Regions from separate parts of the Homo sapiens genome. Here region 2 is linked to region 1. Evidence: chromatin contacts called from ENCODE Hi-C data. All regions are on one chromosome and are shown on one strand. The core of a region is the stretch at or near the end of the contact, and the rest is flanking DNA. Distances in the headings are between cores, read along the strand shown. Region 1 holds the start of CCDC169 (coiled-coil domain containing 169). Region 2 overlaps ALG5 (ALG5 dolichyl-phosphate beta-glucosyltransferase).

Region 1 (7,809 bases), core at 2,600-5,099:
TAAATAGATGATCTAGGATCAAGTCATGGCTCTGCCACTACCTGGCTATATTACCTTAGAAGTTATTTGAATTCCTGAATTTCATTCTTCCATATATGGGGATAATAATAACTACCTCACCTGACACAGTCCCTGGCTTTAAAGGAGTAAATGTTTCTGCCCTTCACCTTAGGCCTTACTTTTGGCCCACTAAGGAAAGAACTTTCTCTCCTATCATTCTGACGTTTTCTCTTTATACCCACATACTAGCTCCTTCTTTTGAGAACTGCTACAACTTGTTGAGCCACATTTTACTACTGGGCATAGTTATTGCATGTGTACCTGTGAGCATGCCTTCTGTTTTTCCTGTAACTGGGTACATGAGGACGTTCCAGTTACCCTGCCAACGCAGCTACTTGATAAGTACACTGAGAGCCTGCCCCCAGAGACTGAGGTTATATCTAAGATATAGATATGGAGATAGAGGAAGCTACTTCAGCCTTGGGACAAAGTAGTATTCTGCAACCAAGCTTTAACAAAGCACTGGGTACTTATAGAAAGTGGCATTTTATTTCCCATATGGCCACTATTCCTTTTTGTTCATGGCTCCCCAATTGAGGAAGAGTATAAATGTAGCAGGACGAGCCACAGACAAAACCCCTCAGACACCAAGTTAAAGAAGGTAAGGCTTTATTCGGCCGGGAGCATCAGCAAGACTCACATCTCAAAAAAATGAGCTCCCCGAGTAAGCAATTCCTGTCCCTCTTAAGGGTTTAGAACTCTAAGGGGGTCTGCATGAGAGGGTTGAGATTGATTGAGCAAGCAGGGGGTACGTGACTGGGGGCTCCATGCACCAGTAATTAGAACAGAACAGAACAGGACAGGGATTTTCACAGTGCTTTTCCATACAATGTCTGTAATCTATAGATAACATAACCGATTAGGTTGGGGGTCAATCTTTAACTACCAGGCCCAGGGTGTGGTGCTGGGCTGTCTGCCTGTGGATTTCATTTCTGCCTTTTAGTTTTTATTTCTTCTTTCTCTGGAGGCAGAAATTGGGCATAAGACAATATGAGGGGTGGTCTCCTCCCTTATAAATGCCCACCCTGATAATCCTAATAAAGTCCTCCTGTTCTTTAGCATTCAGTTCAAACAATGCCTGTTCTGGAAAGCCTGTCTTTATTAACTCACCCGAATTCTGTTAGGTTTCCCTTCCCTAAGTTTTCATTTATCCTTACATAGAACTTATATGACTTCTCATATCCATAATCTGATTTGATACTTTCTCCCAATAGTCAATGAACCTCTTTAGAACAGGGAAAACAAAGGTCTTCCATTTAAAGTGTTGACATATGGCAGGGTCATATCTTGCATACATTACAAATTTTAAGGATATATGAGTGTGTAGGTACACAGCATCCTCCACACCAAACACACATTCTTCCAACAACAATAGCTAAAACCTAGATACGGATTTTAAACATATCCCAAACCTAGAAGTTAAGATATAAAGAGTGTAACTTGAGGTGAATAGAAAACTGGTGATATTTATTTAATAAAGAAATAATATATTGATGTCATGTAACAAAGTTTTTGCTAATTAATGAACATTTTGAACTTGAAAGGTAGAAAAATAATTAAATAGTAATAGGTTTGATATTCTGAAGTATCAGTTTTAAAGCCTCTATCATAAACTATCATTAATGTGGCCAAAAAGCAATACTGAAATGTTGGTACTATTATTCAATATATGGAATTTAATGCACCATAGATATCCTGGTAAAATGAACAATAATTATACAGGAGTCACAAATATAAGTATTTACTTATATACCTTCATTGTCAGTATTGAGTTTGGCTTCCAGTTCCGTAATCTTGTGTCTTAGTTCAAATATTGAGAGTTGCACTGCATCCCTGTTATTTAAAATATTTTTGTTGATTATAATTCAATTAAAAATAACATCAGAAAAATAATACATAGTAACCCACTACTACTTCAGGAACAATTTACTATGACACATTATTTACTGAAGGACTGGTTAAGAAATAAGACTCAGGCAAAGGAAGGCTTCCAATTAGTCAGTTCTAGGACTCAAATATGCACTAAAGCTCAAAGACCCCCAGGCAACCATTAGAAATCTTTTATTTATTTTTATTTATTTTTTTGAGACAGAATCTCGCTCTGTCGCCCAGGCTGGAGTGCAGTGGTGCAAACTCGGCTCACTGCAACCTCCGCCTCCCGGGTTCAAGCAATTCTCCTGCCTCAGCCTCCTGAATAGCTGGGATTACAGGCATGCGCCACCAAGCCCTGCTAATTTTTTTGTATTTTTAGAAGAGACAGGGTTTCACCATATTGGCCAGGCTGGTCTCGAACTCCTAACCTTGTGATCCGCCCAGCCTCGGCCTCCCAAAGTGCTGGGATTACAGGCGTGAGCCACCAGGCCCGGCCCTTGGAAATCCTTTATTTTTAACTTAAATATCATCCTAAAGAAGTTAGTTACCTGGTTTTTCAGAACCAAGCAAATTAGGCACTGCACATTATTACAGAAAGGCATACCTAGGGCAATACATAACAGCTGACAAACTGAAACAAAGAGAAAAAAACAAACACTAATTTAAAAGGTTAGCTATTTAGGGCATCAGTAAATAGAACATTATCATATGACAGGGCCATTTATTCAATAAATATTTTTGAGTGCCTATTATGTTCAAGGCATTGTATTAAATACGGAAGAATTCAGTGAACAGTGAACAGAAAAATAGCAATAGCGGCAGCAAAGTTCCACTGGATGCGTATCACAAGCCAATGCTAAGTTCTTTATAGTGCATTTCATTCCAACCTGGGAACAACAGCAGGAGGTATGAGATGACTATTTGTATACCAGTCTTAGAGCTGAGAAAACTGAGGATTAAAGAGGTTAATTAACTTGTCTAAGATTGCATAGTTACTGAGTGACAAGAGATGGAGTTTGTGTTTTTGCAGGACTGTCCTCAAGTACTTGCTCTTATTCTCTACTTCCTCAGAATACACAGAACCTGTCCTCAGAACGCGTGTAGTTTGGTAGCAAAACAAGAAATAGACAGGCAATTAAAATACTGTGACTGGAGCTACAATAGAGGAAAACCCAGAACCCTATCTAGGCACAAAGGAGAGTCCAATTCTCACGGGACTTGTGGATGGAGTTGGGAGTATGTCCAAAAAATACTTTAAATGTTTCAAAAATTTAACACGAAGTACGAATACTGTTTTTAAAAAGCATAAAGGAGGAGTAACAGTTTTACTAAATGTCATTTTATGAAGTTCCCCTTAAAGGGATGAAAGAAAAAAAAAACCCCGTATAACTAAATAAAATCTTTGGAATTTTAAGCAGAAAACCTGGATTTATGGAGACATCAAAACCAAACACAACTTTTGGCATTACAGTATATGGGCAAAATACACGCCATATGATTGGATCCTTAAGGGCAGCACATCCTACCCGGAAAGCTGCCTACTTAACAATACCAAAGGCTTACTCAAAGAGGCACGTGAATCTTTCGCATGGAATACTTTTGGAACCCAGACCGAAGTGCCCAGGGGTTAATCACGGCGCCGGTCTTACAGCACCCTCAGCGGCTTCAGCCCTGAGACTCTGCAGGTGAAGGCTCGGGGGGTGTGGACGGGACCCCACACCGCGCCGCCCGCCGACTCACTTCTTGCGGACTTCTTCCAGCAACTGCTGTTTCAGGCGGTTGGTGCTCACACCGTCGAAGTTGTAGTTTCTCTCTTCCTTCATAGTGTCAGGCCAGAGACCTCCCGCGTCTTTCCCCTCAGCACCTTAGAGCACAAGACATTAAGGGCCACCCAGAAGCCAGTACGGCACGAGGCGGTGAACCCCAACCGCCCCCCGGTCGCACCTCCCGCGCCTGCCCGCAGAGGCACGTGGTGACGTCATAAAGCGATGCCCGCAGGCGGCAGGGGGTGGGGCGAGGGCAGCCGGGGAGACTGGAGAAGCCTACTCTGTGCGGTGGAGCGACCCTGGATAACAGCTCCAGGGACACTCCTTGCTCAAGACGCTGGGGTTAGACGTGCTCCGGCTACACAGCGGAGTGTCAGGGGGCCAAGAATATCCCTCTCCTTTTTCTTCCCTCCTGCTGGCTTTGGTTGCTTTCCTAAACATTGCCCCGGACGGCAAAGTCGGCTTCACTCTTAGCCCTTGTTAGGGAAACGCTGGATCCAAGATTAGCTGCGCCCTTCTTTGCTTCAGTTGAACAAGCACCAGAGTCGCTGATTTGGCAGTGTCGGAGCGGGAGGAACTGGTCTTAAAAAGGTACCTCCTGAACTCGGGAAGACTGCTAACCCTCCAGATTATTGTTTTGCATCTGTGTGCTGTTCATGAACATACCTCAGAGCTGCTCACTGCAACTTGAAATTTCATTATATTTTTAATCACAAAGTTTGCATCCTACCCTTGATACATCTGTGTTTCCTTGACAAAAAGAGACAAACTCTGTAAAATATTTGAAGAGATTTATTCTGAGCCAAATGAGTGACCAATGGCGGGTGACAGCCCTCAGGAGATTCTGAGAACACGTGCCCAAGGTGGTCAGGGTACAGCTTAGTTCTATACATTTTAGGGAGACATGGGACATCAATCAAATGCATGTTAAGATATACACTGGTTCCATCGGGAAAGGCAGGGCAATTGGAAGGGGTGGGGGACGGGGTGGCTTCCAGGTCACAGCTAGATTCAAAGATTTTCTGATTGGCAATTGGTTGAAAAGTTACTGACTAAAGACTTAGGAATGTCTTTAGAGAATAAAGGGGTTGTGGAGACCAAGGTTTTAGTGAGAATGGGATAATTGGTGTGGAAAACACAATTTGGTGTCAGAAGTGTTGTGAATACATAGTTTTCCAATTGAGTTTCTGGATGAGATTAACATTTCAATTGGTAGACTGAGTATAGTACATTGTCTTCCCCAATGTGGGTGGGCCTCAGCCAATCGACCGAAGACAGAATAGAACAAAAAGGCTGACCTCCCAGGAGTAAGAGGGAGCTCCTACAGCCAAACAGCTTGAGCTGGAACACTTTTCCAGCCTTGGGCTCAGACTGGGACTGCACATCAGTTTGCTTGCATCTCCAGCTTGTCAACTGCAGATCCTGAGACTTCTCAGCCTTCATAATTGTACGGGCAAATTCCTTATAATAAATCTTTTATACACACACTCCCTATTGGTTCTGTTTCTGTGAATTACCCTAATATAGGAGGTATGCTTATCAAAATTTTGTCTAGCTGTTAAGTCTGAAAGGGCAACTCACAACCAAGTAAACAGAATAGAATGAAGTGAAAAGGACTAGATTATCTGTTGACAAATCCAAATATACAGAGGATTTCTTTTTTGAGACGGAGTCTCATCTGTCTCCCAGGCTGGAGTGCAGTGGCACAATCTCAGTTTACTGCAAACTCCACTCCTGTGTTAAAGCAATTCTCCTGCCTCAGCCTCCCAAAGTAGCTGGGACTACAGGCACGCACCACCATGCCTGGCTTAATTTTTTTGTGTATTTTTAGTAGAGATGGGGTTTCACCATATTGCTCAGGCTGGTCTTGAACTCCTGACCTCGTGATCCACCCACCTCTGCCTCCCAAAGTGCTGGGATTATAGGCATGAGCCACTGCACCCGACCCAGAGGATTTCTTAAAAAGATCTGTTAGCAGGATCTCACTGTGGGAAATTAGGAGCAAAGGCAAGCAGAAAACAGGTTTGTCAACAACTACAGAAACCACAGATTTGTGTTTCTGGCAGAGATAAAGGACCTGAATTTACCCTCCTGCCTGAAACAACTAAAAAACTAAGAGGAACAAAAAAAGAACATTGAACATCAGGCAATAAGGGAAAACGATCACCAAGAGATGAGACACAAATGAGGCAAGCTCCCAAATTGGCCTGGGCCTGCCAGGGTACAAAGCAGAAAGGGAGAAAACAGGCAGAGGCTGGTGGTTGCCCTAAGTTGAGGAAACGGAGTTTCTCTAAGAGTCTAGAGAGAACAAGGCAGCTAGACTTTGCAGGGCAGATATTGGAGGGGAGAGCTGCACAGGGTGTTCCCAGACCAAACTGAGGGTTGGGTTGCTATTTCTTGTGACCCAGTAAGAACATGTAGATGAACTGGGGAGGAAGAGAGTTTTTATTTCTGGAACCAGTTACAGGCAGAAGCCCTGGAAACTATAACCAGACCAACTCAAAATTACAGTTTTCCAGACCTTCTAAGCTATATGTCTATGTGTAAGTGTGCATTCATCTATAGACATTAAGTGGTTAACTTTTTATAATCTACAACTAAGGTCTTGAGTCCTGAAGACCTTCCTCTGGAGCCTCAGTAAACTTAATCTAAATGGGTCCAGGTGCTAGGGTGATTACCCCTGTCTCCTGCTAAATCAGGGAGGTTTGGGGATTCCTTCAGAACCCCAAAAAACTTGTTTAATCCTAAATGGGTCCAGCTAAGAATTCCTTCTTTTTTTTTTTTTTTTTTTTTGTCATGCTTTGAGACCTAGTTCTTGGTGGGTTTTTATTACATTCCAGCCTTTGTATAAGGGCTTTGGTTTTTTTAGCTTTTAGTATTTAACTTAGCCACTCAAGTCAGTACTGAAACAGTTGTTATGGAGGCCTGTGTTAATGAGACCTGGCCTGCCACAAGGTACACTCTGCAGCAGAATACTGATGAATGCACACACATGGTGGGGCAAGTACTCAGGCTGGGGAAAGAACCATCACAAAGGATTAGAGGGGAAATCCTTACAGTTTACAGAGGTAGGAATAATACCTGCTACCACCCACCAGAATGGAAAACCTCTGAATTCACAGGGCATCAGGTACACAAAGGATTTTGATTTAGGAGTCGGAAAAAACACTAGCCCTAACAAGTTGAAAAGAAAGATCCAAAAGTATCCAACTGGTTCTAAGTAACTTAATCCCCTCCCAAGACAAAACTCGAGAATATTTATAGGAACACAAAACATCCAGTACCCAATAAGGTAAAATTCACAATGTCCAACAATATCTTTAGTCTCGTTATGTTGCCCAGGCTGGTCTCAAACTCCTCGACTCGAGAGATCCACCCAACCTCAGCCTCCCAAAGTGTTGGGATTACAGGTGTGCACCTCTGCACCCAAGGTAACATTATTTTCTTAGGGTATGTTAGAACTCACCTGTAAGTCCATCTGGGGCTGATGTTTCTTTGTGGGAAGATTTTAAACTCCTTATGGAACTTGTTTAATCAGCCAAAATACTCCTAAAGAATTTGGTTGAGGGAATTGAGCCTCTTGCCCTAACAATCAGTAGGGCTTACTAATTTACAATGATGACAGTGTGGGACTGGCACAGGAACAAAAGAAATGACAGATGGAACAAACGTCTGAGCCCAGAAACACTCATACTCTATATATAGAGAAAGACCTGTGGGAAATTACTGAAGAAAAGAACTATTCAATAAATGGGGGTTAAATAACTGATTATCTACGGGGTGGGGGAGGAGGGGAGGAATTAGATACCTTACCTCTTGCACACATATACACAATTCTCAGTAAACACCTAAACATGAGAAGCAAAATTGTCAGCAGTGACAACACGCAAATTTTACAGCACAGGCAAATGAATGGCAAATGAACATGAAAAATTACTGATCTAAGGTCAGGAAAGGAGGTCAAGAAAACACAAATTAAAATTATGAGATACTTTTTTATATATGCTACATTAACAATAAAAACATTGCAAAGGGAAGTAATACTCAAGAGAATATCATCATTTTGGAAAATACCTGGCATTATTTTGCAAAACTTGACAAGCCAACAACT
Region 2 (7,809 bases), core at 3,677-6,176, 670 kb after region 1:
ATCCATGGGTTCCACATTCGCAAATTCAACCAATCATGGACTGAAAATATTAAAAAATAAACAGTAGAAAACCACAATAAAAAATAATACAAATAAAATATACAAGCAGAGTGCGGTGGCTCATGCCTGTAATCTCAGCACTTTGGGAGGCTGAGGTGGGAGGATCACGTGAGCTCAGGATTTTGGGACCAGCCTGGCAATGTGGCAAACTCTGTCTCTACAAAAAAATACACAAATTAGCTGGGCGTGATGGCATGCACCTGTAGTCCCAGCTACTCAGCAGGCTGAGGTGGGAGGATCGCCTAAGGCCAGAAGGCAGAGGCTGCAGTGAGCCATGTTCACTCCAGCCTGAGTGACATGAGACCCTGTCTCCAAAACACTAACAACAAAAAACAAACACATACTATTTACATAGCACTTACCTTGTATGAGGTATAAGTAACCTAGAGATGATTTAAAGTATATGAGAGTATGTGCATAGGTTATATGCAAAGAGTACACCATTTTATAGCAAAGACTTGAGCATCTGTACAGATTTTGGTATCTGTGGGTGATGTTCCTAGAATTCATTTACTGTGGATACCAAGAGACAACTGTATATATATGTATCTGAATTTGAAGGCCAAATTTACATTACTTAAAATTTTTTAATCTATTTTTGTTTTTAACATACCCATTTAATTTATATTAATATTTGAATATATATACTTAACATACCTATACTCAACTCTGCAGTTCTGAATCCAAAGAGATACTGAGAGTCTTTTTTTGAGACAGAGTTTCACTCTGTCACCCAGACTGGAGTGCAGTGGCGTGATCTCGGCTCACTGCAACCTCTGCCTCCTGGGTTCAAGCAATTCTCCTGCCTCGGCCTCCCAAGTAGCTGGGATTACAGGTGCCTACCACCACGCTTGGCTAATTTTTAAAAATGTATTTTTAGTAAAGACGAGGTTTCACCATTTTGGCCAGGCTGGTCTTGAACTCCTGACCTCAAGTGATCCACCCGCTTCGGCCTCCCAAAGTGCTGGGATTACAGGCGTGAGCCACTACGCCCAGCCGATACCAAAAGTCTTAATTTTAGGTATACTCCTTTACAGATTTCTAGTACCTAGAAACTCTATTTGATTTCGATTTCTTGAAAGTTCTGAGAAAAATTTCAATGAATCCTTAAGAAAAAATAGTCAAATGTCAAAGGTGACATTTGGAAATAAGGCATAGATATACAACTTGGTTTCTGTAACTTATATTGTTCTTTAGTCTTGATTTAAAGTGCAGGAACAAAGATGTTTAAATAAAAACCACTGATGACGTATTATTGTGGTGAAGGGTATACTGCTCATTAAGCTGATACATGTATACTTGGTGGTTCTCCTTTAGAGGCACCAAATAAACATAATGTACCCTAAAGAAAAATGTGAGCAGTTAAAATTTTAAGTGAGGTGAATCTTGTTTTTTCCCTAATAAAATTAAAACAAAAAACAAACCGAGACAGGTTTCACCATTGTTGCCCATGCTGGTTTCAAATTCCTGGACTCAAGCAATCCACCTGCCTCAGCCTCCCAAAGTGCTAGGATGACCACTGTAAGCCACCATCCCCAGCCACTAAGTGAGGTCAATCTTATGTCAATTAACACAAAATAAATAAAAGGCTTGCATGTAACATTAACACTAAAAAAAGAAAAAAACCCCATTAATGTTCTTTAACTTAACCCCACAAGAACTGCTGTCTAATACAACAGCCCCTCAGCACATGAGGATACTGAGCACTTGAAATGTGGCTAGTCTGAATTGAGATGTGCTGTAAATTTGAATATATAGTACAAAGAAAATAATGTAAAATAGTTCAACTTTTTTCATACTGATTGCATGGTGATATGACAATATCTTGGAAATATATTGGATAACAAGTAAATCTGATCAGCTTTTTACTTTTTTTAAGAGACAGGATTTACCCTGTTGCCCAGGCTAAAGTACAGTGGTGCAATCATAGCTCACTGCAGCCTAAACTGGGCTTATGAGATCCTCCTGCCTCAGTATCCTGAGTGGCTGGGACTACAGGCGTGCACACCACCACACCAAGCTAATTAAAAAAATTTTTTTTTCTGGAGACAGGGTCTTGCTATGTTTTCCAGGGTGGTCTTTAACTCCCGGCCTCAAGTGATCCTCCCCACCTTGGCCTCCCAAAGAACTGGGATTACAGGCATGAGCCATCTTTTTACTTTTTAAATGTGGCTAATAGAAAATTTGAAATTACATATATGCCTTGCCTCTTGTCTCATATTTCTATTAAACAATGCTGCCCTAGAACAATCCTGACAGGGAAGCTTCATGATTTTTAAGTTATCAATCCTAACCTTTTATATTTCAACAAAAATGAAAGATCCTCAACAACGAAAAATAGTATTCTCAATTTCTAAATTCTTCCTTTCAAACCACAAAGAACCTGCATCTCTGACCCTAGTTCTGGAGCAATAGCTGACTGAAAAATAGCTAATGCAGACAGAGGGCTTTACTTCTAGAGTCGTTTCTTAAATTAGATTTTCTGATTTCGAAGTCTATTAACTATGAGTTTATTTTATTTTTCAACATAATAAAAACACATATCTAAATTTGACAACTAATGTAGACTACTTAAAATGTTTTAATCTAGAAAAACAAGATTTTAAAAAGTCTGAATGATAATTCTGAAAATACATTTTTTAAAGTAGTATTTTGGGGGTTATATGGCATATATTTCTAGGAAGACAACAGGTCTTTGAAAACAGATGCACAAAAATTGTAGAGAGTATAAAAATGGACATATACTGGCATAATCATGCAGATACCCAACATGAACAGGATTCACACAGAACCCATGACTAAGTATTAGTTCTTTCAACAGTATTTACTGGGTACCTACTATGTGCTGGGCATGATATTAGATAGTGGGATATACTAATAAGTAAAATTAAATGTGACTCTTGCTCTCATGGAGAAAGATTATGCTTTAATCGAGAAAAAGAAACATTAAGTAATTACACAAATATAAGAAAAAACTACAAATGTCATAGGTGCTATGAATACAGCACATGGCACTGCAACAGGATATAATTAGGGGCACCCGAGCTAATTATATTATCTTTAGAGAGTGAGGGCAGGCTACCCTAAGGAAGATCTGAAGGAGAAGGTGAGAAGGGGCGTGGTTAGAAAAGAAAAGAGTCCGCATGTGGAGACACAGGTGGGGCCAGACTAAAGACCATGGGAAGCCCATGAAGGAATATAAGCAGAAGAGGTGCATATGATTGATCACACTTAAGTTTGCAAAGACCTTGTGGGCTACAGCATGGTAGTATGGAGAAGGATGGTGTTCTGGATGGCGGTGGTAGAGATGGAGAGAAATGGAGGAACACAAAAGCTAAAATCAACAGGCCCTGTCATGGATTGGATATATGCATGTGGAGAATGTCAGGGCTGATGTCAGGGTTTCAGCTTCTGTACAACAGTGCTAGCCACCTGTATCTCCAGTATATTTCAAAAGAGAGCTCAGGAGTATCAAATGCTGCTGATGGGTTAAGTGTGACAAGTGGTCATTTAACATGACCACTGGCTTCAATGACATAGAGGTGGCTAGATGTTAAGATGAAGTAGACTGGGTGCAGTGGCTCACGTCTGTAATCGCAGCACTTTGGGTGGATCACCTGAGGTCAGGAGTTCAAGACCAGCCTGGCCAACATGGTGAAACCTCATCTCTACTAAAAATACAAAAACTAGCTGGGTGTGGTAGCGCCCACCTGTAATCCCAGCTACTTGGGAGGCTGAGGCAGGAGAATCACTTGAACGCGGGAGGCGGAGGTTGCAGTGAGCTGAAATCCTGCCATTGTACTCCATCCTGGGCAACAAGAGCGAAACTCAAAAAAAAAAAAAAATGATGAGGCATGGAAGAAAATCCATATGAAGAAGGTGGGGTGAGGAGTGAGTGGGAAGCAAGAAAACAAAGCCAGTGAATATAAAACACTTTTTCAAGAGAAGGTTGCTTGTGAAGGAGACAGGGCTAGAGCTGGAAGGGCACAGCAGGGTCAATGGAAAGGGTTCTGGGAAAGATGTGATGGAAGGGAAAAGGCTGAATACACAAGAGATGAAATACATGGACAGGATTAGGTTTTGACAAGGTGGAAGGAGATGTAGAGGTCAAAAGATCGGTCTTAGGAAAGACACCTTATCTTCCGTAGAAGGAAGAAAAGAGAAAATGGGTGCCCTATTCTGTTTTGATGTTTCTGAGCTTTTTCTTTTTTCTTCAAAGGAAAAAAAATGTTTTCAGGCCACTCAATTTCTACTGTCTACAATTAAGGTGAACACACATAACTTTATACCATATTGTTGGGTTTGTGTATTTTCAAAATAAGATCCAACTCAGGAAAAGTATAAAGGCAAGATCAAGTTTACATACATTATTGTCAATTTTGTTTAAATCTACATGTTCATTATAAATATACAGGGCTGTTTCTCATTACCTAGAAGATGGCTGGGTCATAAGACAGACTGGATACATTCCAGTCAGAAACCTACCATCGTTCAACGTGTAGAGATGAAAACGTCCGTGAAGCTGCTTCTCGAGTAAATAATTTGAACCCACACTGTGTGTCCCTGATTCCTTTGACACAAAGGAACCACACCAGAAAGTGGAACCCATACATGAGAAGAGTACGGAAGTAAGAACGCTGAAAACAAAGACAAAATATAAATGACTTTTCCATTCATCTGTAAAGGAGACACTGAAAACACCTGGCTGTAGACAACTGTATTTTAATATTTAATTGACTGGTAGATCTTACATAAGAACACCACTGTTCCATGAGCTTCACCAACAAAGTATATTAAAGAAACAGCAAGAATGCCTACTGCTTGGAGCAGAGTAGAGGCACTAGGAAGCAGTTACTCATTTCCTGGAGGTTGAGTCAGACAAGCGGCCAGGGCTTTAGCCTACCAGGAGAAACAGGTTTGGGGCTGCTGCTGTGAGCAAGGAGAACGTCTTGTTTACTTACATATTTTATGCTGCTTTGCCCCACATGTATTTCAGTTTCAAAAAAGCTGTCAGTTTCCAGGATGTATTGACAAAACAAAGCACAGATATAAGCCTGCAGTTGATACTTAACTAATGAGAATATTGACAGAAGATGTATAGCAGAGTATCATGAAGGTTATGGACTAGAAAGGAGTTTGAAACAAACACCTGGTCTTTCTAAGCATGCCAGAGATCTAATTAAATACATTTAAAATATTGAGTTCTTTAATACTTTGGATATTAAGATTAAGTAGGTTTTAATCCCATCTGAAGTTTCACTACTGTTACTGATGATTAATTTTATTAGTAGTAACAGAATATTCCATTATTCATAAAACATAGCACATTTTAAAACATAAGAACATAAGATTATTATCACTGGATTCCAGACTTTCACATTTAAGATTTAGTAAAAGATAGGATCTTTCTAAAAAATAAAATAACAAAATTTTTTTTAGAGACAGAGACGCCTTCTGTTGTCCAGGCTAGAGTCCAGTGGTGTGGTCATGGTTCACTGCAGCCTCAAATTCCTGGGATCAAGTGATCCTTCTGCCTCAACCTACAGAGCAGCTGGGATCACAGGCGTGTGCCACTATACCCAGCTTCTTTAAGACACGATCTTTTAAAATGTTCCTTAGTTAAGGCAATAGACTCAAGTAATGATGCGTTACTTACATACATAAGCAACCTATTAAGAGTCTATTAGAACATTTAATATCTCATACTATGGGATAAAGGTCCCTTCCTCCTTTTGGCTTTTGCTTTTCAAAATTATAATTTTTAGTATCGTTCTTCCTTTGCATGGCTTTTTCCATCAACACCAAACAGAACCACAGTGGAACAGAGTAACAAAGAAAAAGCACCAAATCAGGCGAGGTGCGGTGGCTCACACCTGTAATCCCAGCACTCTGGGAGGCCGAGGCAGGTGGATTGCTTGAGGTCAGGGGTTCAAGACCAGCCTGCCCAACATGGCGAAACCCCATCTCTACTAAAAATACAAAAATTAGCCAGGCATGGTGGCACACGCCTGTAGTCCCAGCTACTTAGGAGGCTGAGGCAGAAGAATCGCTTGAACTTGGGAGGCACAGGTTGCAATGAGCCGAGATGGCGCCACTGTACCCCAGCCTGGGTGACAGAGTGAGACTCCAACTCAAAAAAAAAAAAAAAGAAAAAAAGAAAAGAAAAGAAAAAGCACCAAACTAGGAGGCCTATATTGGAATCCTGGCTCCGTTACTAATTAGCAGGGTGACCTTCAACAAGTTACTTCAGCCCTCTAAGTCCATTTCCTGATAAAATGAGAATAATGCCTACCTCACAAAGTTATTATAAGGATTAAATGAGATTATTTTAAAGAATATAGCGAAGTGTTTGGCACAGAAAATAACAGGAACTCAATAATGTTCTTCATACAGGAAGAAAGCTTGAAAGCTTACTTTACTCTCCTGACCACAATTTTACTTATGTATTAAATAGGGCAGGAAGGAAAGGAAGAATAAAATACTTATCTATATGGTATGTAAAACAAACTTTTAAAAATGATCTAGCACTTCTCATTTATCATCTAGAATCATTAGTTATGGGTTGATGTAAATATGTCTTACCTCTCTAAGTAGATAGGGCAGAAACCTCATCTTAAAATACTTTAGGAATCTCACAACAGCTTGCTCAGTGCCTTCCATACAAAATACTTCCAATAAATACTGGTTGACTGATTAAACCTCCAAAAGAGCACTTATGCTTAGGAAAGGAACAAATAGAAATTGAAAGATAGAAAAATAAAAATTAAAGGTAGAAAAACAATACCTATAAATTATTCTCCTTGAGTGATTTTTAATGTGATTTGAGTGAGCTTATTTGTTCGCAAATAAAACTATTCATGACTGCTCTGGCTTGGATGTTAATAACAGGATTTTTGTTTGCTTTAGGATAATGGCTATTTTTTAAAAAGCAGAAAAATGTAGAGTTCACATGAAGACCTTAAGTTATTTGATTTCTAACATATTTAAAAGCTTAACAAGGTTAGTCACAAACAAGATAATCTTGTTTTTGTTTTTAGAACTTTGCAAAATATCTTAAAATTTAGAAGATACCTAAAATATAGGATAGACTTATTTAGTTAAGTGAAGCTACTAAAAGAGAGAAGGCTTATATGATCTTCTGAAATGGCCATTTAAAACATTAAGGAAAACAATTTTCACTGTTTCAGTGTTAACGCTAGTATCTTCAATGTTTATAAAATGTAAACAAGAAATTAATTCAGGTGAAATTTAAAGGTGACTTCTAATTTCATTAACTTAAAATAAGAAGTTCAAAGAAGTCCCAGGACTTAAGCAAAGACTCTTTAAACAAAAACTAAAAACATTAAGTAACCACTAATGGATTCTATTTTTGAATCCTTTTAAAATGATAAATTCAAGAATAGCCAGACCATATATAAACATTACCGTTATACAGAACACATGGGAATGTAAGCACTTTTAAGGATGATACAAGACTCTATCAGGGCAGTGTCATGTTTGTCTTCCAAGGGAGCAGTAAAAGAGGTGGTAGAATAATTGAGAAATGTAGAAAAATATCAAGGAAAGATGTTTCTGAACATTAGGCAATAAGCTACCGAAGTTGTCATTTGCTATCTTGATTAGTTCTTTTATAATTTTCTCATTGTCCACAGATTGATCACCATGCAGGGGTTTATTACTGACAGCACACGAAGGGAAATGGAAAGCCATGCTGCAGTTTTCTAGACATGAGGCGGATGCATGTCTTGT

The links. Hi-C counts contacts between places; a loop is a spot of excess contacts on that map. Pooled maps may share reads with other maps.
Region 2: a loop to region 1 is called in a map of HCT116, with 8 times the contacts of the local background. The contact joins the enhancer-like site here to the promoter of CCDC169 in region 1. A Hi-C loop is called at or near these places in 1 of 168 maps with a recorded cell type or tissue (HCT116), 1 of 37 single-sample maps with no recorded cell type and 5 of 50 pooled maps.

The regions. Positions count from the first base shown.
Region 1 is chr13:36,293,965-36,301,773 of GRCh38, forward strand. CCDC169 (coiled-coil domain containing 169) reads right to left here and starts at 3,850. Exons shown (of 8, transcript NM_001144981.3): 1 at 3,673-3,850; 2 at 1,814-1,893. The coding sequence starts at 3,755. CCDC169-SOHLH2 (CCDC169-SOHLH2 readthrough) reads right to left here and starts at 3,850. Exons shown (of 16, transcript NM_001198910.2): 1 at 3,673-3,850. SPART (spartin) reads right to left here. Exons shown (of 9, transcript NM_015087.5): 9 at 7,674-7,809. RefSeq lists enhancers at 3,477-4,438, 4,439-5,401.
Region 2 is chr13:36,961,030-36,968,838 of GRCh38, forward strand. ALG5 (ALG5 dolichyl-phosphate beta-glucosyltransferase) reads right to left here. Exons shown (of 10, transcript NM_013338.5): 8 at 4,546-4,697. Among named protein-coding and RNA genes, the nearest start is that of ALG5, 34 kb to the right of the region's middle. Within about 2 kb of position 4,927, at least 4 of the 41 ENCODE cell types and tissues checked have a DNase peak (open chromatin) inside an H3K27ac peak, as active enhancers do.